Regions from separate parts of the Mus musculus genome. Here all the other regions are linked to region 4. The links are chromatin loops, found by intact Hi-C in ENCODE. Cell type or tissue: left cerebral cortex. All regions are shown on one strand.

Region 1 (5,000 bases), 99 kb after region 4:
AACCCACTGCAGATGGAGTGTGAATCTGCGCTACTAGATTCTCTGAGTTTAAAGGGCTCGTAGAAGAGAGACAAACAGCATAAAACCCACAGCTGACTGCAGAGCTTGTTAAAGAACAGTGACTAACAAGCTGAGGTGAGCAGGAAAGCTGACAGAGCCCCTGTAAAGAGGAGCATTCAAGTAAAGAAAGCTGGCTAGACCATAACTGGTCTTGGAGAGCACGGCGGGGGTGCACTAACCCTTACAGAGAAAGTAGAGAATTCTGTAATGTCTTCAGACAGAGCTGAGTTCAGTGACAAAAGCGGTCATGGTGGAACTACCCCAAGTAACCCTGGCTACTAGAGGCAAAGCTTCGTCTCCTTTTGAAATTCCTAGGGTTTTGTTCAAAATGTGGACAAAACTATGATTTCTACTCTAACTGTAAATAGTAATAGGACTGTGAAGAGTGTCCCCATGTCATTGCAGACATTCCGACATTTACAGTAAAGACTTTAAGTCAGACATTTGCACAAGTCATTTAACACTGTTACAGCAAAGCAAAACAGGCCAAAATGGATGTCATAAGGGATTTGGAGTCAGGTTTGTGAAGGAAGATGTACTTAAAAATATTTTAGTTATAGAAAAGATAAAACCTTCACTCCCAGTTTTTGTTTGTTTGTTTTTTGGTTTGGTTTGGTTCGGTTGTTTGAAATAGCCTCTTTCTGCATAGCCCTGTTGACCAGGCTGGTCTCAAACACACAGAGAAATGCTTCCTTCTGCCTTGCAGGAGCTGGGATTAAGAACATGGGCCACCACATGTCCAGCCCTCCTTTCCTTTTTTATATAATAAAAAATAACAGAACTTGGCTTGTTAAGTGGGCAGCGCTAGTAGTGGACTTGTGGGCCACTAGAGAGGTAACATGGAATGAGGTGATTCTTAGAGGTTGGAGTCAACCTCTCTGTTCCTGTGAATTGGTTCTGTGCCAATGAAGTGCTTGTATCTCTTATCTCTTTTAATGGAGTAAAACATAATCTTCAGTCCTCTCATTGCTTCTTTAAAATTAAGACCATTAAATATAGAAAGGGAGAAGTCAACATGCTATACTAAGTATAACTGGTTCCTGTTCAGAAAGAAATGAGCTGAAAAGCTTACTCAGTGGTTGGGAGCACTTATTCTTCTTGCAGGCCCAGTTGCAATTCCCAGCACCCACGTGGTGGTTCATAGCCCTCCCAGAGGGACCCAATGGTCATGTAAGCATCAGGCAGGCAAGTAGTATAGACGTACATATAGATAATTCACCTATACACATAAAATAAAGATTGAATGAGAATGGTCATAATTGCATTAGTGAGTTTCAAAGCCAGGTACAAACATTTTCTGAAGATACTTTTTTAACCCATTAAAAACTGTGCTTGCTTGTTTTAATCACAAACATTGATAAGTATTTCTACTCATAAATATTGACTCTCCAACTAACAGTTTTTTATTTATTACTGTAGGTCATACCTCACTCCTGTTAGGGACGAAGAGTCTGAATCCCAAAGAAAAGCAAGATCTAGACAAGCAAGACAGTCTAGACGGTCAACACAGGTATATCTAATGTGTACAATATAGAGAGCATATACTTAATAAGTGGGTTTTTCATTTTCACTCTGGGGGAAAAATCAGAAGAGATAAGGATGATGTAGTAATCCTCTTATAGCTTTTGTGTATATACTTTAGGTATCACATTACATCTAATCAGTATCCTTTGTCTCTTTGAATGTTGTTTTTTTAATCCCCTATTCCTAATTTGGTTTTTGGCACAGAACATATTCATAGGTGTTAGCATGTATTATAAGGTTTCCCTTTTTTTTTTTTTTTTGGTTTTTGAGACAAGGTTTCGGTGTAGCTCTGGCTCTACTGGAACTCACTCTCACTCTGTAGACCAGGCTGGCCTCAAACGATCCCCCTGCCGCTGCCACCCAGCCATATGGTACCTTATGATTATTAAAGTCTTATGAATGTGTAGTGATGATGGAGAAGAGGCCTAGTGCTCAGTATAGAAAACAGCAGATGGGAGATGTGAGAAGTGTCTCTCTGGCTAGTTACTAACTCGCTTCCTACTCTTCATTGTGATTATGATGGCTGCCTTTCCTCCTCATGAGATCTCAGTAGCACGGGCTCAGCTGTTTGGACTTGGCCTGTAAAGCGGTGTGGTTGCTGGGTCCTAAGCTACTTCCCATCCAGCCTGTTCTGAGGAGTCCAACCTGAACACTGAAGATTGTGTCAAACCTCGAGTTAATGTGTGAAAATGAATGCATATAGTGTATTATCTAAATTCTATAGATTGACTCTTCCTCTTCTAAAATTAGATACATGTATTGAGATTTTTCCATCTCTTACTATTTTGTTAGTTTTTGAATACAGATTCTTACCTATAATTATAACTTCCCCAATTCCTATGATTATTGTGATTCATAAAATGAATGTGATTCACTATGTAAAAATAACATTCATATTTGCTGTGTCAACTTGTAAAGTGCTCTTTTTAAATGGCCACTAATAGGCATCACAATGTGTGCCTTTTTTGAGTGCAGGGGGTAACACTGACTGATCTTCAGGAAGCTGAAAAAACAATAGGAAGAAGTCGTTCTACGAGAACCAGAGAACAAGAAAATGAAGAGAAAGAAAAAGAAGAAAAGGAAAAGCAGGATAAAGAGAAACAAGAAGAAAAGAAGGAGTCAGAAGCATCTAGAGAAGATGAATATAAACAAAAGTATTCAAGAACATACGATGAGGTAATGCTGTGGGCAGCACAGCTGGTCTGCTTGGCTCTTAGCGTTCTCACAGTGCTGAGATGTATGGTCTCATAAGCAGTGTGGCGTGCATGAGAGGCGTAGGCTGGAGTCTGACAGCTTTGGCATGATGAGAACGATATTGTTCTTTTGAAATCAGTTTGTGTTTTATGTGTCTTTAATATTTCAAATGGGTTTTAATGCTTCCCAGACTTACACACGTTATAGACCTGTGTCAACTTCAAGTTCAAGCGCTCCGTCGTCGTCCTCACTCTCTACTCTAGGCAGCACACTCTATGCCTCAAGTCAGCTCAACAGGCCAAACAGTCTTGTAGGTATAACCTCTGCCTACTCCCGGGGATTAGCCAAAGAAAACGAGAGAGGTAAGAAACCACCTTTTCTTTCCAGTAATCCTGAGAGCCGGTCTCTCTAATTAGTAATGCAGCTGACGTCCATCGTAAGCTGATGTGCTGAGCAGAAACAGTGTGCAGTCGTTAGTGTTCTGTTCCTGTCTGCATTGCTAGCACATTCAAAGTCCTCATAATCCTGCAGTGCAGAGGCCATTTACAGATGAGAAACGGACATCTTAAGACTAACGTGTTTATGTTGATTTGCATTTAATGAAAGATAACTTTTCAGAAGAAAGCATCTGCCCTTAGGATAGCAGTGAGGTGCTAGAAGACATGGTGGAGGCTGGAGGCTGCAACAGGGCTACTGCTACATGGCCCATTGTGTGCTTCTGTGTGCTTTCTCCTCTTGCACGGGAGTTCTGCGAGTAACTTGTTAACAATGACGAGCCTGCCTGCCCATCAGCCGATCAGCCATTTTCTACACAACAAATATGTCTCTACGGATGGTTTATTTTGAACACCAAGAATGTAGAGATAATTTGTTCTCATGATCATTAAACGTGTGCCATAATGGGAAATTAAAATGCAAGTTTATACCAAATATACATATAGGAGTACTGATGGGGACAAACATTATTTTAATTGAAGAAATCTAAGCTTTACAAAAGAGGCTAACAAAATTAGAGCACTATTTATTTTGTACATGCTAGGCGGGGGCATATGTGTGTGTAAGTGCGATGACACACCTGCAGAGGTCGGAAGGTGCCTTGTCAGAGTCTGTCCTTCCGCTGCGTGGGTCCCCGGCCTGGCAGCATTCTGTTTTCCCACTGCACCATCCAGCCGGCTCTAGAGCTGTTTTGACGTATGCTTGTAAAAACATTGTCAGGATAAATTGCAATCATGCCGTTTGTGTAATCCATAAATAGAGGGAGAGAAAAAAGAAGAGGAGAAAGAAGGGGAAGATAAGTCACAGCCTAAGTCAATCAGAGAACGACGGCGACCCAGAGAAAAGCGACGGTCTACTGGAGTCTCCTTCTGGACACAAGATGTGAGGCCCTCTTAGAAACACTACCTCCCAGAAGTACTTGCTCACAATTCCTTACATTGCTGAGAGGATACATGGTTTAAATCAGCAGTCTATTGAGTTTTTAATGCTTTATAAACACAGTCACCAAGTAGCTAGATGTGTGTGTGTGTGTGTGTGTGTGTGTGTGTGTGTGTGTGTGTTTACTACCTGAATCAGAAATTTTATTCCAATTTTGGAATAATTAAAATGGCTATTGGTTATGGTGTACACATTATTTTAAAATGCTAATAGACCTTCAAAGAAAAATGCTTTCCGTGTTGTACATTAATCTTATTTTTATGTTATAAGTGTACATAAAAGAACCTGTTTTTTTCAAACAATGCAAGATTACAGTCATCCTGCGAAAAGGAAAATTTTCAACATAGGGTTATAGGCCTCACTTGCCCAGTGGGTGCAAAGTTGTAGGCTTAATTCCCAGTACCACAAGTAAATAAATTTCTTTTTCTAGATCTCAGATTATAACCCTAATATTGTTATTTATTAGCAAATGGAATAATGTGGGGTGGCACTGTTAATGTGAATATTAATACATATATATTATAACTGTTATTAATATAACAGTTTTAAGGGAACAAAATTATTTTTAAATGTAGCTTCTTGGTAGTTTTTCTAATTTTTAGTAATTTATTTGGCAAGATGAGGATTACATTATACATTCTAGGCAAATAAATGCTTTGTTATTAATAGATGTAGAGTCTCAATCCAAAAATGAAGTTTATCTAGAAACATAATTAGTAAGTGTATAGTTTCATGACAGCATAAAATGGCAGTACAAAGTCATATTTTCTCTCAGTTTTTGTCATTCT
Region 2 (5,000 bases), 75 kb after region 4:
TCTCTATCTACTGTCCATCATTAATTCACTTACTAACTTTTAAGCAGTTTTATCTTCCATATGAGTTGTTTATGGTTCTGTTCTGCAGAAAACAGAGTTTAGGATTCTTTGAGTAATCGTACAAGTATCATACTTGTGCAAAGCATTTGAGTTCTTGCATACCTACTATATTTTTAGATATACATAAATTAAGAAACTATGTGTGTCTGTAAATGCTTGCTGTCGTCTGTAGAAGCTAGAACAGTGTACCAGGGTGTTTCTGATAGTCTTTAGGGCTTGGGCTTGTTTGCTGGTTGGTTGGTTTTGAGACAGGGTCTCATACAAAGCTGACCTTACCTTCCATATGTAGCTAAGGTTTGTATTGATTCTCTTGCTTCCAGCTCCCAAGTACTGAAATGACAGGCTTTCAGTACCCCACCTGGCTATGATAGATATTCTTATAGCCTGCACACAGTGATTAAGTGGCAGTGGATAGTGAAAAGAGATTATTGAGGTTCAGCGTTTATAAGAAAATTCAATGAGTAAATTATTTACTTTATGATCCATAATTGGATAAAGGAAATGAGGGAAGAAATACATGCTGTGCTATACATCATATTTCTATAGAATTAAGTTACCAAATTTTTTGGATCACTTTTCCCTTTCTAACAGTATCTTTTTACCAGAAATGCTAGTTAGTCTTCTACTCCATATTGGTAAACAGGTTTCACATACTCACAATTGAAAGCTTAAAGTATGTGTTCTGTCTATTACCATCTGAACTCTGGCCTGCATTTCAGCTTTCCTCCAGTATCCTAACAGACTGCCTATTCACTCACATTGCTAGTGCTGATAATTGGTTGATTTAGTTAGTATCAGTGACTTTCCAAGAACACTAGAGGGGAGGGGTAGGAGCTTTTTTGATTTTTGTTTGTTTGTTTGTTTTGTTTTGTTTTGTTTTGTTTTAATGGATTGAAATAGTTTTCCAAAAAGAATATATAACTTCTGATTATGAGCATATTTTCTTTCCCTGGCTGGATTGGTGGTCTCCTTAGACATATTTAGTACATAATCTGTATGAGAAAAATAATTTAATTTTGCCTTTGGCCTGTATTTGTTTTCTTCTTAGGTATAACTCATAATTATGCATTGGGAGACAAGAAAATAAAATCATTTTATTTCATAACATTGAGTTTTCTTATTAGTATTAGAGCAGTTTCTTTAATCAGCATAAACTTGTATGTGGTTAATGGCTCTCTATACATGACTTTGAGATCAGTGTGTCACGTGTTCTGTCCTGTCCCACCCTCTCCAGATCTATTATTTAATGTTCCCCTCTCACCAGTTCCCCAGAGATTGTGTACTGAATGATTTCCTTAAAGCCTCCCTGTGAGGGGTTTTCTTTAGTTTTCTGTTTCTCTACAATGTTTATTTTTATTTGTACCAATATTTCTTTTATAAAATATTCAAACTCTTATCGTAAATAATTTATTTTAAAAATGTAAGACTTTAAAAACATTATAATAGACATAAGATAGAATTCTAAATGTTTTGTACTGTATTTAATCATAGTTTTAAAGTTTTTATTAAAGAATTCAATATTTACATAACTTTCCTTTGTGAGTTAAACTGTCTTCTCTGTTTTTTCTTTTTGCTTAATTTTTTCTTATTAGATTTTCATTTTATTTTATATATATATAAATGTTTTGCCTGCATATATGTATATATGTACACCACACACATGCCTGGTGCCTGCACAGGTCAGAAAATGTTGTCAGGTCTTCTGGACTGGAGTTAGAGATGGTTGTGAGCCACCGTGTGGATGCTGGGAACAGAAGTCAGGGCCTCTGCAAGGCAACAGTACTTACTTTTTTTTTTTTAAGAGTTATTTATTTTATGTATGTGAGTACACTGTAGCTGTTCTTCAGGCACACCAGAAGAGGGCATCAGATTCCATTACAGATGGTTGTGAGCCACCATGTTGTTGCTGGGATGTGAACTCAGGACCTTCGCAAGAGCAGTTGGTGCTCTTAACCACTGAGCCATCTCTCCAGCCCCTGCAACAGTACCATCTCGCTAATCAGTCTGCTTTATTTCTACTGATTGGACTTAAAAATAGCAAACACAGAAGTGGATGCTCACAGTCAGCTATTGGATGGATCACAGGGCCCCCAATGGAGGAGCTAGAGAAAGTACCTAAGGAGCTAAAGGGATCTGCAACTCTATAGGTGGAACAACGATATGAACTAACCAGTATCCACCCCCCCACCCCCCACTCCACCCCCCCACCCCCTCCCCCCTGAGCTCATGACTCTAGCTGCATATGAATCAGAAGATGGCCTAGTCGGCCATCACTGGAAAGAGAGGCCTATTGGTCGTGCAAACTTTATATGCCTCAGTACAGGGGAACGCCAGGACCAAGAAGTGGGAGTGGGTGGGTAGGGGAGTGGGGGGAGAGTATGGGGGACTTTTGGGATAGCACTGGAAATGTAAATTAAGAAAATACCTAATTAAAAAAAAATAGTATGTCATGGTGTATCTGTTTGTCTCCCCCTCCTCTACTTTAAATAGGGTTTCTGCATGGCTGTCCTGGAACTCAATGTGTAAACCAGGCTGGCCTTGAACTCATGGAGATCTGCCTGTCTCTGCTTCCCAAATCCTGGGATTAAAGGCATGTGACACCAATTCCAGAACCTCTTTCTTTTTGAGAAAATGTTTTCTCTAATAGCTCAAGACTATCTTCCACGCACTGTGTCTAGGCTGACCTCTCTTCTACCATAGACTTTCTACTGCCAGGATTATAGAGGTGAACCCCCATACTTGGCATATCTTATATTTAAGTAGAAAAAACTCATTTTGAGCCAATTGTGTAAGCCTACTATATGAATTTATCATGTCATTTCATTCTTTAGTTAGTGCCTTTTAAAGAATTACCTTTATTTTCTATGCATGGGTACTCTGCTGCATGTTTGTCTGTACACGTGTATGCACAGAGTACAAGGAGGCCCGAAGAAGTAGTTGGAATTTCTGGAACTGGAGCTGTAGATAGTTGAGTCACCATGAGAGTTCTGAAATTTGAGCTTGTTTCCCATCAGAGCAATCAGTGGTCTGAACCTCTGAGTCATCTCAACATGTCCCATTTGTTAGTACTCTTTTAACCAAACCTTTGAAAACAAAGTAAATGTTCTTAAGTACTATGAGTATTTATGTGAATTAACTAACAGTCAGAAACATAGGTTAGGACCTCCACACACGCCAACATGCATGTTCAAACCATACACAAGGAATATATGATATGTGGAAATAATATTAATATAGAAATGTATAAATTCTATACAATCAATAAAAACTCCTACATGGAAGTTGATGTTCTAGAAGTAAATAGAATTTTTTTTCTCAACTTTTTAACTTGTTGGCAAACTATAAATTATCATTTTAGCTCTTAATATTGATTTTAAATATAAAAGCTTTTATTTTGCTTTGTTGGCTTATTAAAATAATTCTTTACAAGTATGTACCTATTGTCTCTTCCTTAATATCAAGGATAATACTTTTCTTATTGGAATTTCTGTTAATGCACAATGATTAGAATATGTTACTAGCTTGATGCTGTGCAGGTTTAAGTGTTTCTGCCACTACTGAGCAGTGGTGTTTGTTTTCCATTATGACCCTGCCTGACCTCGTTGTTTCTTGCTATGAAATCAAATTAAAGGCTCCAGCAGTACAGAGCTAGATCATGTTCCCCGTTCTCTATCAGCTAGACACTCGGGCTTTCCATCTGAACGATGGAAAGCATCATCAGTTCTGTACCAGCTGCCTTCACTACTAGTTCCACCAAAGACTAAAAGAATTAGGTCTGCAAAAGCAATTCATTTAAAACAGCTGAGAAAAAACTGCAGCGAGGGGGAAGTAAATCAAGCCATGTTCTTGCTAGATCTGTGGCTTCGCTAACTTGTAGGTATATTGAACTGATGTTCAAGCAGCTTGTTCTGTTCCCTTGCTTTGACACGAGCTCCTACTTCCCAGTGTCTCATCACTGCGTCCTTGGTTGTTTCCAGCTGCTCTACCTGACTGAGCTGCTTTCCTGTGCTTGCGTCCCAGTAGTGAAGCCAGAGCCCGTGGGGAGAGTTACAGTGTTCAGTCTCCTTCCGCTTCTTAGTGTCTTTCAGATTGCATGACAGTCGTGGTTATGTGATTGGTACGTGTGGCTGGGTGGTAGAGGTGTGCAGTTTACATTGGAAATTTTTCTCTGTGTATAGGCCACATTTTACTTGAGTTTTCATTCTCTATGAGCTGCTGTTTGCAAAGCAGAGTCATTAATGAAAGGAGAAAATGAAAAGAAAGGTTAGTAAGGGAACCCCGTTTCTAACTATTAAAAGAGAAATTCCTTGGTTATTAAAAGAACCCTTTCTTATTTAACTGCTTCAAAAATGTAATTACAATTTAAAAGTTCAGGGTGGTATTTTATTTGTACGAGTTGGTAAATTTTAAGGAGTAATTGAGTTATTTGACCATAAGAGCATGATCTTGAGTCTGTAATATGATTTTAGATAAAAGTTGCATTAAGTTAGAAGAGTTTCTAAAATTTTTGAATTGTACAGAAATACAAAATTGAAATTAACATACTACGTTAAAATTTGGATCAGTTGTTTTATAACAGGATTTTTTTTTAACTCAATTTAATTCTTAGCTTTTAAGGCAGAAATGGGGAATTTTGTTACCACGGGGAATAAAAGTAGACTGACAAATGATCCTTTGAAGTAATTTTAAAACTGATCATTGCGGTTGCTGCATATGCACACACACAGTGCATGTACACCTGCACGTATCCATACATCTTTAGTCAAGTTTTAGAAGATAATCAAGTCAAAAGGCCTCAAATCCTAGAGTTACCACATCGGTCCACTTTGAACGTGGGAGTAGCCCACAAACAGAATTGTTTTGTTCGTGGTGGTGCTTCATTTGCCTTTATTATTGTAATTTGTGTGTGCAGTTGAGTGCAGGTGCGCTTGAGTGTAGGC
Region 3 (5,000 bases), 73 kb before region 4:
AGAATAATGTGTTTGTTCAACAGGGAGCCTGGGTAGCCAAACCCTTGTTAGACAACAGCCCATTTCTGTATAAAACCATTCACTGGGGGAGGGGAGGGGAAGATAACACTAAGGACTTTTCTCTTCAAAAAACATTTTTTCATTGTTTCTGAAACAAAAATCAGCTAGCTGTTTTTAAATCCTTTTTTTCATGGCTATGTCATGTCACTGACTGACAATTGTTGCGTCCGATAACGTACTGGCCTTGCCCAAAGAACCCATATACTTAAGGGATTGTTGCTTAAATAATTAGATTTGCCCAGCAGCCACCGAATATTCACATTTAAAAACAAAATAAAAAGACAGAGATGACACTTGAAATTCTCTGAAATCTCTGAATTTGTACAAACAGCTAATTATATTTTTTTGTTGTTTTTAATCAGGCATCAATAAAGGTGGACTTTGGAAATATAATATTAATACATTTGGAGTTAGGGAGATGGCTCTGTCTTGCATATAAAGTCCTGGTTTTGCAAGCATGAACATGTAGTGACATGAGTTTATATCTCCACTATGCATGTACAGCCAAACATGATGGTCCACATCATTACTTTAGCACTGGGTGTCTGGTGGTAGGGGCAGAGACAAAGGAGTATCTATAGATAGATAGATAGATAGATAGATAGATAGATAGATAGATAGATAAATAAATAGATAGATAGATAGATAGATAGATAGATAGATAGATAGATATACAGGAGTTCATTGACGAGCCAGTTTAACCAACTGTTGAGTTCCAGGTTCAGTGAGAAACCATGTCAATAAATAGACAGATGATAGATACATAGATAGATAGATAGATAGATAGATAGATAGATAGATAGATATACAGATGATAGACAGTAGATAGTTGATAGATAGATGATAGATGATAGATAGATAGATAGATAGATAGATAGATAGACAGGCAGATGATAGATAGGTAGGTAGATAGATAGATAGATAATAGGTAGGTAGATAGATAATAGGTAGATAGAAAGATACATACATGATAGATAGATAGATAGATAGATAGATAGATAGATAGATAGATAGATAATAGATGATAGATAGATAGATAGATAGATAGATAGATAGATAGATAGATAGATAATAGATGATAGATAGATAGATAGAAAGATAGATAGATAGATAGATAGATAGATAGATAGATAGATAGACAGGCAGATGATAGATAGATAGGTAGATAGATAGATAATAGGTAGATAGATAGATAGATAGATAGATAGATAGATAGATAGATAATAGATGATAGGTAGGCAGGTGATAGATAGATAGATAGATAGATAGATAGATAGATAGATAGATAGATAGATAGACAGACAGGCAGATGATAGATAGGTAGGTAGATAGATAGATAGATAATAGGTAGGTAGATAGATAATAGGTAGATAGAAAGATACATAGATGATAGATAGATAGATAGATAGATAGATAGATAGATAGATAGATAATAGATGATAGATAGATAGATAGATAGATAGATAGATAGATAGATAGATAATAGATGATAGATAGATAGATAGAAAGATAGATAGATAGATAGATAGATAGATAGATAGATAGATAGACGGGCAGATGATAGATAGATAGGTAGATAGATAGATAATAGGTAGATAGATAGATAGATAGATAGATAGATAGATAGATAATAGATGATAGGTAGGCAGGTGATAGATAGATAGATAGATAGATAGATAGATAGATAGATAGATAGACAGGCAGATGATAGATAGGTAGGTAGATAGATAGATAGATAATAGGTAGGTAGATAGATAATAGGTAGATAGAAAGATACATACATGATAGATAGATAGATAGATAGATAGATAGATAGATAGATAGATAGATAGTAGATAGATAGTGATAGAGAGGATACCTGAGGTTGACCTCTGACATCCACGTGCATGCACATGTATGTGCATGCACACACACAAACATTCCCTCACACATACACTATATACTCACGTATTTAAAATAAAACTATACATACACCCCCATCTATGAGGACCTGTGCCTGCTGCTGTAAAGGAACAGCACAGGACACACGTAAGGCCAGAATCCAAATTCTCTGGAGAGCTGAAGCACATAAATATAGAACAGCCGCACACTTCACAGGAGTCACTACATAGCTGGGAAAGTATGCGCCAGTTAAACAAAGAAACCAAACACATAGGGCCTGCTACATTTAAATATTTAAGTGCCACCTTCAAACAAATCATCCCGTAGCCCAGAGGATTTCCAAGGCAAGAAGCGAAGTCTGAACTTTTTTCTTTCTTTTCTTTTCTTTTTTCTTTTTTTAAACAGAACACCTTTTCTTCCCCCGAGAGTCTGAACTTCACACAATAATGCTTTTCATGACTGCGCTTTCTCCAAATGTTTTCCACTTCTTAGAGCTGACATTGTTTGGTAAGAATAAACTGTAAGTTTTCCAAAGAGTCTCTTTCTCCCACTCAGCTGCCCCGAGGGAGTTAGAGAGAGATTCTGCACACAACTTATTTTCGTTTCCCTCTCCCCAGAAATGATCAAATAAGGACCGTTTCCCCGCCGACATTTCTAGGGCAAGAGGCTTTCTGACCAGTGCGACTCTAGGCACCGCCATCTCTTCTCTTTCCTGCTCTGGCCCATCTAGGGAGTTGGGCGTGGGAAGGTTATTTAACAACTACCAACTGTGTACACATCAAGGCTCCAGCAGTTCCAGATACCCAGGATAAACGCACAGTCCTGAGCCCAACGGCAGAAGGACACTGCCTGTCTCTCAATTCTGTCACTAACAAATGATCGTGTTCACAAATACTCTGGGATCAGACCAATCTCTCTTCAGCGATGGCCCTGTCTTTGCCACCAAAATAGACACTTGCTGGCTGCGTTGAGTGTCAGCATCCTGGTTCAAACAAGGATACAGCATATTGCATATTCTTTACTATTTTGGAGTTGCCATGGCAGAGAGAGAAGAGATATTTTTGTTGATGGAATGTCTTAACAGAGCTCCTTATTTTGGCCTGGCTGACTTTCTGACGCAGGTTTGCAGATCTATGTTAAAATCCTGCCCTAACTTCTTATGGTCGCTATCAACATTCTGAGGTCCTCAAGAGAGGAATAATTACGTTATTAGCCATGTAAGTAGGTACATGTTCAGGGTTTAAAGATAACGGTTTTCAGAGAGAGAGACAGATGAAGTGTCAGAATTTTAATGAGCTCTCAAACTATCAGTCTCAACTCCTGGCCGGCCCTCAGCACCCCTCCCCTTTCCTTTCATCCCACCGACTTATGTCTTCTCATTATTTGTTATCGCCTTATCATTTTAAAGCAGAATTGGTGTGTTAGATTAAGCTGGGTTAGGGTGTAATTTAGAAAGCAACTGTAGTGGCTTAAAATAACAAATTTTCTTTTTCCACCCCCACCCCCCCAAACACCGGATATCCTTTGTGGGTCAGTCAGGGGCCTTGCTCCATTTTACCTCCCTCTGGGAACCAGGTTTTTGAAGTGGTTTCCAACTGAAAAGGAATTGAAACTCTGGACTGTGGGACAAATTGGCCCATTGCCAGACTTTGTCTGACCTGGGAGCTAAGACTGCTTTTTTTTGTTTTGTTTTGTTTTTAAAGAGTCAAGACTTCTTTTGGAAGAAGAATATTCTGTTGCATGTGAAAAGTACACGGAATACAGATCTCCGGGTCCGTAAAAGCAGACTCAGGGGCTAAGTTGTGTTTGCCTGTGCTTGCCGGTGGCTACTGCAATACAGCGGCAGAGTTATACCGCTGCAAGAGAGAACGTAAGGCCTGCAGAAGCCTAAAGTACCTACTATCTGGTTCTTTGGTGGGTGGGGGCAGTTTTCTTGAGCAGTACCTTGGGGAACACTAAAACAGAGGACGGTGCACCAGAAGATGCATTTCGGACTCTCGCCAGCAGCAGAGATTTTGACTCAGTATTCATCCCTCAAAAGCAGGTCCCACGACCACAGTGATCACAGAGGGCCCTGCATCCTGCGCTTACTGATTTTCTTCCTGCACTTGGAAAAGTATAGCCCACCCTTTTTCAATGACACAAAATAAAAGAATTACAGCAGAGATCAGAAACTATTGAGAAAAAGTATATGCCAGTAAATCCTAAAATCTAGACATAAATAATAAATTTGGAGTTAAAATAGAAAACAGGAATATGGGACTGGAGAAATGGCTCTGCAGTTAAAAGCACTGACTGCTCTTCCGAAGGGCCTGAGTTCCAATCCCAGCAACCACATGGTGGCTCACAACCATCCATAATGAGATCTGATGCCCTCTCCTAGGGTGTCTGAAGATGGCTACAGTATACTTATATATAATAAAACAGGAATATGTCATAACCATGGAGCAATTTAAAACAAGTAAAAACTGTCTCAAGTTAAACTAAAGGGGGAAAAAAAGAACCTACTTACAAGTGGTTTCCCATGTGTGCTCCCAAAATTTTACAGAACAGGTAATTTCTTTCTTATATAAATTATTTCAAAACGACAAAAGAATAAATATGTTAACTGATTATGTTACTACAAATCCATGTCAGAAAGGGTATTGGGAGGTGGTGAGATAATAGCTCAGCAGGCAAGGTCATTTGCCACCAAGCTTGATGCCCAAGAACCATATGGAAGAAGGAGAGAACTGACTTGAGTATCTTCTCTCCTCTACATGCACTATGAGTGTGTAAGTGAGTATATATACACACATGCAGACTTCTACACACACCATGGTGTGAGCACACACACACATACCTCTACACACACCATGGTGTGAGTATATACACACCATACCTCTACAAACACCATGGTGTGAGTGCACAGATACACACACACACACACACACACACACACACACACACACACTTCTCTAAATGCAGCACATACCTCTACTTCCTCTACGTGCATCAAAATCAAGATCCAGTCCTAGCCAGAGCAAGTGGTTCCCTTTGTACAGTGCCTCTATATCTAT
Region 4 (5,000 bases):
GTGCAGTGTGCTAAGGTTAGGCCTTTGGGATAGAGCCTGATGTGGCATAAACCTTCACCTGAGGCCAGGCGGTGGTGGCGCAGCCTTTAGTCTCAGCATTGGGAGGCGGGGGCAGGCGGATTTCTGAGTTCGAGGCCTGCTTGGTCTACACAGTGAGTTCCAGGACAGCCAGGGCTATACAGAGAAACCCTGTCTTGAAGAAAACCTTGACCTGGAAAGTTAGAAGACAGCTAATCATCCTAGAGGAGTACAAGGCATCTCTGGCTGAGGAGAGAGACTGACCTTGTTCAGAGGCAAAAGATTTGAGATGCCATGACCCAGAGCTACAGATGAGTCCAAAGCAAGCTCAGATGGTTCACTGTTGAATCTGGCCAATTCTTTCACCATCAGTGGGACTAAATATTTTATATTAGCCCACTGTAAACATTTATTCAGGTTCTAAAACACACGTGCTTCCACCTTAAGAGTCCATCTGCCTTAAAGGAACTAAAATCCCCGCACTCTAACTTACATACAAGTCATTAGGAAATGGACATATTTGTATTTCTTCAACTTCGGCTTAGACCACTCAGTAATTAACATAATATGAAATGGTGGCTTTCTATATGTTCTAATAAAGTGTTGTGCTTATTTCTGAATGAACTATAGATCTTTCATGTTATGTTATATATATATACATAATTCTAAAAAGACAGAGCTGGTACAGGTGGCAACAGGAAGAGCTGTCTGACCTTAACAGTTATGGAGAATAAAAAGCTAAATTCAAATGAAGTCTGGACAAGCTAACAGCCCAAGGTTTGAGGTTTCTATTTTGTTTTTAATTGATAGCTTTTGGGAATTGGAATTAACTATGTTTTGTTAATGAACTATTGTCTTGTTTTTGTATTATTTTTATGTCCTGAAAGAAGTGCTTGAGTTAGAAATGGCATATCTCCCACTGCAGTCCTCTTGCCCAAATGAAAATGTGAAATTCCAATGAATGTGTATTTCAAGAGCACTTTTAATAGCAAATAAATAGACAGAATGTTCTCAGAAAACAAGGAAAAGTCAGTTTTCTCTAGGTAGATAGGAGAGCTGGTAAGAGTATACTCAATTCTTTTCTTTGATTGGGAGGGCCATATTCTGTGCATAGGGATTTTATAGTTTCACGTTAAGAAAATTCATGACCCTGCTCCATGGTGGTAGCACACAGATTTAATCCCAGCACTTGGGAGGCAGAGGCAGGCCAATTTCTGAGTTTGAAGTCTACAAAGTGGGTTCCAGGACAGCCAGATCTACATGGAGAAACCGTATCTGGAAAAGAAAGAGAGAGAGAGAGAGAAAGAGAGAGAGAGAGAGAGAGAGAGAGAGAGAGAGAGAGAGAGAGAAGAAGAAGAGGAGGAGGAGGAGGAGGAGGAGGAGGAGGAGGAGGAGGAGGAGGAGGAGGAGGAGGAGGAGGAGGAGGAGGAGGAAGAAGAAGAAGAAGAAGAAGAAGAAGAAGAAGAAGAAGAAGAAGAAGAAGAAGAAGAAGATGATGATGATGATTCAGTACCAAACACCACTGTTCTCATTGTTGTGCAGAGGTCTAGTGGTATGATCCTCAATACATTTTATGAAGATATAGATGTATTTCATGTGTGGCACACTCGTTTTGTGTTTCAAGGAAGTAGTTTTATCTTAGCTTGGATTTTATTACTATTCCTAACATTGAAATTCAGAATATTCAGTTCTATAAGGTGGTTCCCCCAGCATATTTTACTCAGTTATTCTAATCTACCAGAAAGGCAACATGCTGAAGAGTAAGAAAATAACTTTTCACTGCTGTATTCCCAGCACTGGGAGGCGGTTAGGGGCAAGGCAACTATTTTCTTTGGGGGTGGGGGGGTTCACAGTCTACAGGATTCCCAAAAAGGACCAGTGGTAGGGTTTTATGACATTATAGATCTAAAGTGTATGGGACGGGAGAGTGTTTAGAAAAGGCAAAGCTAAAATCTCCTTATGATGTTCTTTGCAACACAAGAATTTAAGAAATGGGCTCAAATAAATCGTATTTACTGTATTTTCAGAGCCTAGGAAGTCACGACTTTTTAGACATGTACTGGATAAATATCAGTCGAAGTAACTGCCTTCGTCCACATTCCTTTTGAATTCTAGACGCAGCCGGGTCTTTACTCCATAGAAAGCAATGGAGCTGAAACCGTAAATCCCTTAAAAGGTCAGGAGCAGTTAACAAGGCTGAACTAGCCCTCATGGGCAGTGCCACCCAGGCCGAAAAGCGATGGAGGAAGAAGAAATCAAAACAGGCTTAAAGACGGGGGAAAAACAAAACAACAATACTGAGCAAGCCTAAGAGGAAAGACATTTCTGCAGTGGGTGTTTGCAGGAAGCCACTGCAATTAACCGCAGGTCACCATCCCCTGCCAGTAGGCGATCACCTCGGTCAATGCCACCGGGGCCGTGGAGACGACTCCGACCCCACTTTTAAAACGCTCTCATCAGGATCGCCCGGGTTTCCCCCCGAGTTCCTCGGGAAGAGCAACCCCCACAAGCACCTAATGCACGACCCGTGTCCTCTCCATTCAAATCACGCAGCCAATAGGAAAACCCTCCGCCCCGGGCAGACGCCTCGCGCGGCCCGCCGAGCCCGGGAGGAGGCAGGCAGGTCAGCCCGGTCCCGCCTCGCCGCCCGACCCGGCTGCCTCTAGAGCTCTCGGTCCCGCCGGACGAGACAACCTTCCTTCCCGGCCTCCTCCCTTCCAGGAGCGGCCCAGCCCCCGGCTGCCAGAGCCACACCCGCTTCCCTCCGGTAGCGCCCCCGCCAGCGCTCGGCCCCCGAGCTCTTCCTGGGCCGGGCCGAAGCCGAGGCCCAGGCCGAGGCGGGAGCGCGCATGCGCACTGGGCCGCAGGGCGCCTCCCCGGCCGCGATCTCGCGAAGTTACGCTCAGCCGGGCCGCGGCTGACGGACTGACGGGCGGGCGGCCGTGCCGGGGGCGGGAGGGCGTCTGTGGTAGGAAGAGAGGCCCGCTCGGCCGGGCTCGCCCCAGTGCTCTGTGGGATACTGGAAGTCTCGAGCGTCTCCTCCCCGGCTCGCGGCTCCGCTCCGCTCCGGCCCCTCTCTCTCTCTCTCTCTCTCTTTCTGTCGCCGACGCGGTCGCATACTCCCCCCGGCGGCGTCCCCTCGCCGCCGCCGCCCCCTTCCCCCCCGCCCCAGCTCGCGATAAGAGGAGCCGGCGGCTGGAGAGGGGATGAAGATGGCGGACGCGAAGCAGAAGCGGAACGAGCAGCTGAAGCGCTGGATCGGCTCCGAGACGGACCTCGAGCCGCCCGTGGTGAAGCGCCAGAAGACCAAGGTGAAGTTCGACGATGGCGCCGTCTTCCTCGCCGCCTGCTCCAGCGGCGACACGGACGAGGTCCTCAAGCTGCTGCACCGCGGCGCCGACATCAATTACGCCAATGTGGACGGACTCACCGCCCTGCACCAGGTCTGTGTGCCCGGCGTCCCCTCATCCGGACCCCGGAACCCCGGGGCCCGCTGTGGTGCTCGCGCCCGGGGCCGGGGCTGAGGCCGGGGGGTGGCGGGAGACTCCCTGCTTGCGGGTGAGGGGGCGGCTCCGTCGCGGGAGGCTGGCTGGGGCGCGGGGCTCCGGGCCCCCCTCCAGAGCCGCTCGCCCGCAGCCTGTGCAGTTTGGGGGGGGACCCGGCCGATGTTCCTGGGCGCGGGGCAGAATGGACTGTGGTCCTCTTGGGGGCCTCCAGGGCCATTTGTGGACATGTGTCTGGGTCTGGTAGTCTGGGTCAAGCCGAGCCGGAGAGTAATGGGTTGTGCCGAGGCCCGGTGTCAGTGATAGACCGTGGGGCGGGGAGGGTTGTTGAAAAAAAAAAATCCACTAACAGGGACTCTTGGGGCAGATGGAGCCCACTGGCCTGGAGGTGGGCATTGGTGTTGGTGTACATTTTTAGGACTTGATTACAAATGAGGATGATGATATTAGTGATCCCGAACCCTTAAAGCCCGAACCCTTAAAGCCGGGTGCCCCGAGCGAACGATTTCCTGTTTTCTCCTTTATTACTCTTGGTCACTGGGGAGGGGGAAACGGGGTGTAATTAGCTAATCCGGAGTGGCTGAAAGAGAGGGGATTGGTAGTGAATCTGATAAGGGAAGTCTTCCCGAGTGGGCTTGCCCACCTCGTAACTGGAGTCTATGGGTTCCTGTACTCGAAGTTGGTCGCAGTCACAGATCCCTGAGTCCTGGCTCCTGGAGTGCACACCGGGGCTAGGGAAGATGGGAATAAACACTGTGTACTCCTCAAAGACAGTTGCCAAACTTTATTATTATTATTTTTTTATTTTTTGGTGGTGGTGGTGGGGAGGGGGAGAGAAAAAAAAAAAACCAAAGCTAATCACAACCTTTTCTCAAAATGGATGCTTTGTGCATGTTAAAGTTTTATAGTAGTCCGATTGGGATCTCTCAATGTTAGCCAAATAAGGAGAAACTATTGGCAATCCAGAGATAATGTTGCTTTGCCTTTAACAAGCCAAAAGCAACAGAACCCTTAGAGTTCTGCTTGAAAAGCAAGTTTAAAGTGCTGGTAATAGATGCCACGACAGATTCTTTCTATTTTCATATTAAGAAACTTGGAATTACTAGGAAATTTACAGTGAAAAAGAATTTTCCCGCTCCCCTCAGACTCCTCTTGGTTGTGTGGGAGAGCATAGCTCTATTTTGAATAATAGTGTGGTTAAAAACAGAGGTTGAAACCTAAGGCTCCGCACTTTGTACCTAAACTTTATTATTTTGTGCCTGTTAACTTTATACCTTTTAAAAAGACATGGTATGGAGGCATTTTCCTTTTATTGTTTCCTGCTTTAATAAGTGATGACCATTTAAAGTTTTATTTAATCAAATTCACATATCAAGCTTGGCGTAGCCTTTGTTTACAAAGCTGACTGGAAGGGCTGAAGTGCCTGACAATCTGCAGGACAGATCTGGAATTTAGAATGGCACCAAAGGAAAATATAGG
Region 5 (5,000 bases), 120 kb before region 4:
GAATGGCACTGCACCCAAACAGGGAAACACAATCTGAGTAGGTCTTTATTCTTCATAAATTCACCAGAGACTGATGGGTCATTTAATCAATATGCATAACAGTCAGAGGTCTAAAGCAGGCATGAGCCCTCATTCTTTTGAGACCTACTATGCCAAACTTCTGAGAAACGAATCACCTCTACCTTCTAAACCAAGATTGGCATGGGTTGAGCTTATTCAGATACAACTCAATCTCTTTCACAGATAGGCTGAATCAAGAGCCTGTTAAATAGCCTACGATAGTTTTGCACACTAAACTCCATATTGAATGGGGGCTAACAAAGCTATCAGGTGCTCTAGATTAGAAGGTTTCATTAATTTAATAAATATATGTTGGCAGACATTTTGGGACAGTGTCAAACATTGAGATGGCTTTAAAAAATCGAAGTGGTTTTCTATACTCATGAAGAGCACTTGCATGAAGTCAAACATTACTTAAATGATCGTGCATGTGTATACACTTGCATCCTAACATATGTGCAAGGAAGGACTAAAGCTAAATGCTGTAAGAGTCAGGCTAAAATTCTTATCTGAGAAATGGAGGCCTAAGGTAAGAATAAATGGAGATTGAAAAAAACTATCAAGCTGGAGAAGGGGAGGCAATTATTTCTAACAAAGGAAATGGTGTTGTGAGACCCTACAAGACCCATCAATAATTCTAACTTTCCAGGGGTGGGGGAGGGCCAGAGAACATTGTCCCTGGACTATAGGAATTGAACGAAAGAGGAGCTACATTAGAATGGTCCGGGAACACAGACTGAAAATCCCTTCAAAGTTATGATAGCCTCTATCCCAAAATAATCATGGTAAATCACCGAAGGGATTTTACTCGCAAAAGCAATCTGAGTATTCTAACTTGCATTTGAAAGCATTACACTGCCCACCCGAGGATAAACTGTAGGAAAGGGAAAGAGGGGACCTTGGAAAAAACAAATAGGATAACTGTGCATGAGCCCAGGCTAGAGAAAGTAGTAGTGTGTGCTAGAATGGTGGCAATAGGACAAAGGAAAGTAAAGGACTTCAGGGAAATGTAAGAGTGAAATCTGGCAAGCTTTGTTGATTGATGTGGTTTAGACATGTTGATCCTTTGAGATGTCCAGATAATGATTTCCACTAGGCAGTTGGGTATAAGAGTGAAGAACACAAAAGTCTGAGTGTAAGTTCAGGATTTATCAGTCAACTGATTAAAAATTGAGTCATAGATTTTAAAAATAATAATAATAATAATAAGCCGGGTGTGGTGGCACATGCCTTTAATCCCAGCACTTGGGAGGCAGAGGCAGGCGGATTTCTGAGTTCGAGGCCAGCCTGGTCTACAGAGTGAGTTCCAGGACAGCCAGGGCTACACAGAGAAACCCTATCTCAAAAAACCAAAAATAAAATTAAAAAAAAATAAAATAAAATAAAATTATATAAAATGGAATGCATGTCCTATAGAGAGATATAGCACACAGATCCTAGTATTGGAAGGAGTTCCAATAAAAGATTTGATGCCGAAATTGAGAAGTATTAGATTAGTGGAGAGACTTCATCTCTAAGGCTCTTCACAAGAAATTCCTTTCCTGCATCCCTCCTCTGGCAAAGGACAAGGCAGCAACGAAAAGGTAAAGATGCTTGAGTCTACTGAAGGATGGACAGGTGATTCCCATCATAATACCTGCTGCTTTGACCAAAGCTTTGCAGGACCTGTTTCTAAGTTCAACTCCTTTCTCCTTTACTAGTCTTCTTTCCACGGACACTGATGGGGTTTTTTTTCTTTAATACACATGGTTGTGTACATGTTCATGTGTGAGAATGAGCACATTCTCACATGAGAATTGGTTCATGTGCACGCAGAAGAACACGCATGTGCATGCATGTGTACATGGATGCTGGACCACAGCTTCAGGGTTGAGCCTAAGGAATACCACCCACCTCTTTTGAAACATAATCCTCAGCAGCACGGAGCTCAACAATTACCTTAGACTCACTGGCGGTGGAACTCCAGGGCTCCTAATGTCGCCACATCCCTGGAAGTAGGATTGCAAGGATGCACCATCACACCTAGCATTTTTAGGTGGGTTCTGGGAATCAAACTCATTTTGGTAAGGCAAGTGCATTATGGACTGAGCCGTTCTCTACCAGCCCCTTGAGTATAATAAATCTAGTGGATTTGAAACTTAATCTCAATCACAACCAGTCTAGAGAAGTAAATTAATGAAGTATAGGATGGAAATAGCAAAGTGCTGACTATTATGTTTAGAGAAAGGTAACTGTAAAGGAGAAGAAATTGCTGGAAAGCAAGAAGGCAAGTCTGGATGGCATGGTGTCTTAGATGCTAGAATGAACACAACACATATTACACACACACACACACACACAGAGAGAGAGAGAGAGAGAGAGAGAGAGAGAGAGAGAGAGAGAGAGAGAGAGAGAAGAGTGGGCAAGAATGCTGGGAACCCAGAAAAAAAAATGGAAAGTGTCCATTGTATTTAAATCACAGGGTTCACTGGTGACCTTGGCCAGCATTGTTACCAGCTAGGAGAAACAGCTAAGTTGGATGTTGGAATTGGAGATGGGAAAAGAAATTCGCTGTATAATGAGAACTCTTGGGAGGAAAACACAAAAGGGGGTTTGAAAGGAATGTGGTTTTCAAGAAAAAAAGTTGTCTTTGAGATGGGAGAAGAGCAAATAGGCTTACATGTAACTGGGAACAATGAAACCATGAAGATATCTGGTAAACAACAGAGTGGAAGACCACTGAGGAGGAAGAAGTGAGTGAGTTGCCTATGATGAGGGGATGGGATTCTAAGCATAGGTGATGAGATCAGCTGATAACCATTTGCTAAAACAAAGGGAAGAGAGCATGGGTTTGGATGGAGTATGGGCTTGGTAGCAAGAAGCCAAGGGAGTTCCATCTGATGCCTTCTATTTTCTTCAGGAAGTAGGAGGAAAATTCATCTGTTTAAAATGAGGAGTTAGGAAAACATGAGATTTGAATAGAATGCAGAATTTTCACAAAACAGTTTCTGCAGAGAGGACAAGACTTGCCAGGGAAACAGAGACCCTGGCAGGCTGAGACAAGGTGCTGGATGAGCTGAGTGTCTTGGCACCTGTCTGCTCCAGTGAGCCATGCTTGTGACTGTTCCAGGCTGCTGCTCAAGGCTGAGAGAAGACACTCATGCATCCTCAGGAGTTGGGAGTATGGGCTTAGAGTGTTACTCACACAATGGGCTGTGGGGTCTCCACCAGAGGATGATAAGCACATGACAAGAAAAGATGAGGGCTCACTTGGTTGGAGGGCTTGCATAACATGTAAGAGATCCCGGGTTCCATTCCCAGAACCACACATGGCACATGCCTGTAATTCCAGCACCCGTGACATAGTAAGAAGATGACCGGAAATCAAGATCATTCTCCACAATAAAGTGAGATCAAGATCAGCCTTGGCATATGAGACCCTGTCCCAAAATCAGGAGAAAGGAAGAAAGAAGAGAAGGGAGCAGGAAAGAAGAGAAAGGGAAGAAGAGAAAAGGAGAGATTGGGGCAGCATACTAGGATTGTGTTTCTCAAGGACTGGGTTTTTTTTTATAATATCAAGAATATAATTTGAGATGAGAGAGGGGCCTAAGAGTCTGCAGGTGTAACAAGTTCTTGAGAAATACTGATAGTGCTGGCTACATATCAAACTTAATAGGAGTTAGAAATTAGAAGTTCAAATAAGATCAAACACAGTGCTAAATTTGAGGAGAGAAGAGAGAGATGAGGAGGTCTCTCTTGGGTCCCTAGAGCTGCGGTAGATTAATTCTGAGCAGGGCTAAATAAATTCCATTAACTACACAATCTATCATATAGTTGCCAATATCACAAGCACATTACGTGCCCTGTCCTGGATACCTAAGAAAGTCTAAACAAAGGATATGCCTTGCTCTCTTGGTCAACTAGACTCTAATTCAGTAATAACAGCAGTAATCTACAATAGAGAGAGTAGGAACACACACAGAAATAGCTGGACTTTTTTTAAAAAATAACTACTGCAATTAGAATCTCATCATAAACTTCCAGTGCATCCTGGAAGCTCAGGAGAGCAAGCTAAGCTGATCTGTAAAGTGACAGATGGGAAAAAGAGATCAGAGGGCTAGGACTTTAAACACACGATAATAGTAAGGCAGAGGAAGGAACACTGTCAGAACTTCGGGGAAGAAAGACGCTAAGTCCGCATGTAAGAGAAGCACAAGTCTCCATGGCTCAAAAAAAAAAAAAAAAAAAAAAAAAAAAAAAACATTCAGTTTCCTCTGGATCCAGTAATATAGAAGGATTAAAAAGACAAAATAAGCAAACAAAAAAACCTAATGTGTTTCTGTCATCAAGCCAAACTTTCTCAAAACATTGTAATTCAGCTTTTAGTTCCTAAATAAGTAACAAAAGTAGGTTTTTTTTTCCTTTTTCTTGTATTGAATGGACCCCTGGAACTTGTAGTCAACAGAAAATCCGGTCAAAAGCCGTGTTATTAGAGATTCACCGTGTTTGATGGTTCAACTTTAATTCTGCTTGATGTTTCATTTTCTTGAAACATCTCCCATGCAGTGGGTTGGTCTTAGAAACCAGTAACTCTGTGGTGGTGTTCCCCTTTTGGAAAAAGCATTTTAAATATCATATGGAGTAAGTTGCCACGAATCAGAACAATAGGTACAACCACACCTTCAAACATATGGTCTCTGTGTGTAATGTATGTGGGAATGTACTTTTATGTAACACAGCACCACTTACGATGACAATGCAGAATAAAATGAATGGCATTACCTTACCCTGGTACAGGGAAGTGTAAAAAGCTACCCAAGTAGAAAGTCATGGCAGAAGAAGGCTCTAGGTCAGGTAAAAATTCAGGACATGCTAAACAGCACTGTGTAAACTCCCTATGCAAGCCTGATGTCTCTGTCCAGAGGACGAATATCACAAGCCTAAGAGCATGTCCTGGTTAT

What was found. A loop is a pair of places that touch in the nucleus more often than their neighbours do. Peaks named below come from ENCODE experiments on the same cell type or tissue, not always from the same donor. Only the 100,000 strongest peaks of a DNase experiment are listed, where the experiment ranks them.
Region 1: a loop joins it to region 4, with 2.4 times the contacts of the local background. A loop is called at or near these places in 5 of 42 quality-filtered maps.
Region 2: it touches region 4 in a loop (2.1-fold over the local background); 2 of 42 quality-filtered maps call a loop at or near these places.
Region 3: a loop joins it to region 4, with 4 times the contacts of the local background. A loop is called at or near these places in 10 of 42 quality-filtered maps.
Region 5: it touches region 4 in a loop (2.5-fold over the local background); 2 of 42 quality-filtered maps call a loop at or near these places.

What each region holds. Positions count from the first base shown.
Region 1 is chr10:108,258,277-108,263,276 of GRCm38, forward strand. Ppp1r12a (protein phosphatase 1, regulatory subunit 12A) reads left to right here. Exons shown (of 25, transcript NM_001368736.1): 15 at 1,480-1,570; 16 at 2,560-2,760; 17 at 2,969-3,140; 18 at 4,034-4,155. Among named protein-coding and RNA genes, the nearest start is that of Pawr, 71 kb to the right of the region's middle. In left cerebral cortex, no CTCF peak of the experiment used is centred here; DNase peaks (open chromatin) are centred at 2,084 and 2,821; H3K27ac peaks cover 561 bases.
Region 2 is chr10:108,234,200-108,239,199 of GRCm38, forward strand. All of the region lies in intron 5 of Ppp1r12a (protein phosphatase 1, regulatory subunit 12A), which reads left to right. Among named protein-coding and RNA genes, the nearest start is that of Ppp1r12a, 75 kb to the left of the region's middle. In left cerebral cortex, a CTCF peak has its summit at 1,916 (motif pointing right); no DNase peak of the experiment used is centred here.
Region 3 is chr10:108,086,273-108,091,272 of GRCm38, forward strand. No RefSeq gene overlaps it. Among named protein-coding and RNA genes, the nearest start is that of Gm40754, 72 kb to the right of the region's middle. In left cerebral cortex, no CTCF peak of the experiment used is centred here; DNase peaks (open chromatin) are centred at 2,161, 2,864, 3,589 and 3,862; H3K4me3 peaks cover 762 bases; H3K27ac peaks cover 2,135 bases.
Region 4 is chr10:108,159,176-108,164,175 of GRCm38, forward strand. It overlaps Ppp1r12a (protein phosphatase 1, regulatory subunit 12A), which reads left to right and starts at 2,923. Exons shown (of 25, transcript NM_001368736.1): 1 at 2,923-3,461. The coding sequence starts at 3,225. Gm40754 (a long non-coding RNA gene) reads right to left here and starts at 1,262. Exons shown (of 4, transcript XR_872014.2): 1 at 1-1,262. In left cerebral cortex, CTCF peaks have their summits at 2,401 and 2,601; DNase peaks (open chromatin) are centred at 2,891, 3,745 and 4,111; H3K4me3 peaks cover 3,182 bases; H3K27ac peaks cover 2,960 bases.
Region 5 is chr10:108,037,177-108,042,176 of GRCm38, forward strand. No RefSeq gene overlaps it. Among named protein-coding and RNA genes, the nearest start is that of Gm29685, 93 kb to the left of the region's middle. In left cerebral cortex, no CTCF peak of the experiment used is centred here; DNase peaks (open chromatin) are centred at 3,031 and 4,802; H3K27ac peaks cover 1,736 bases.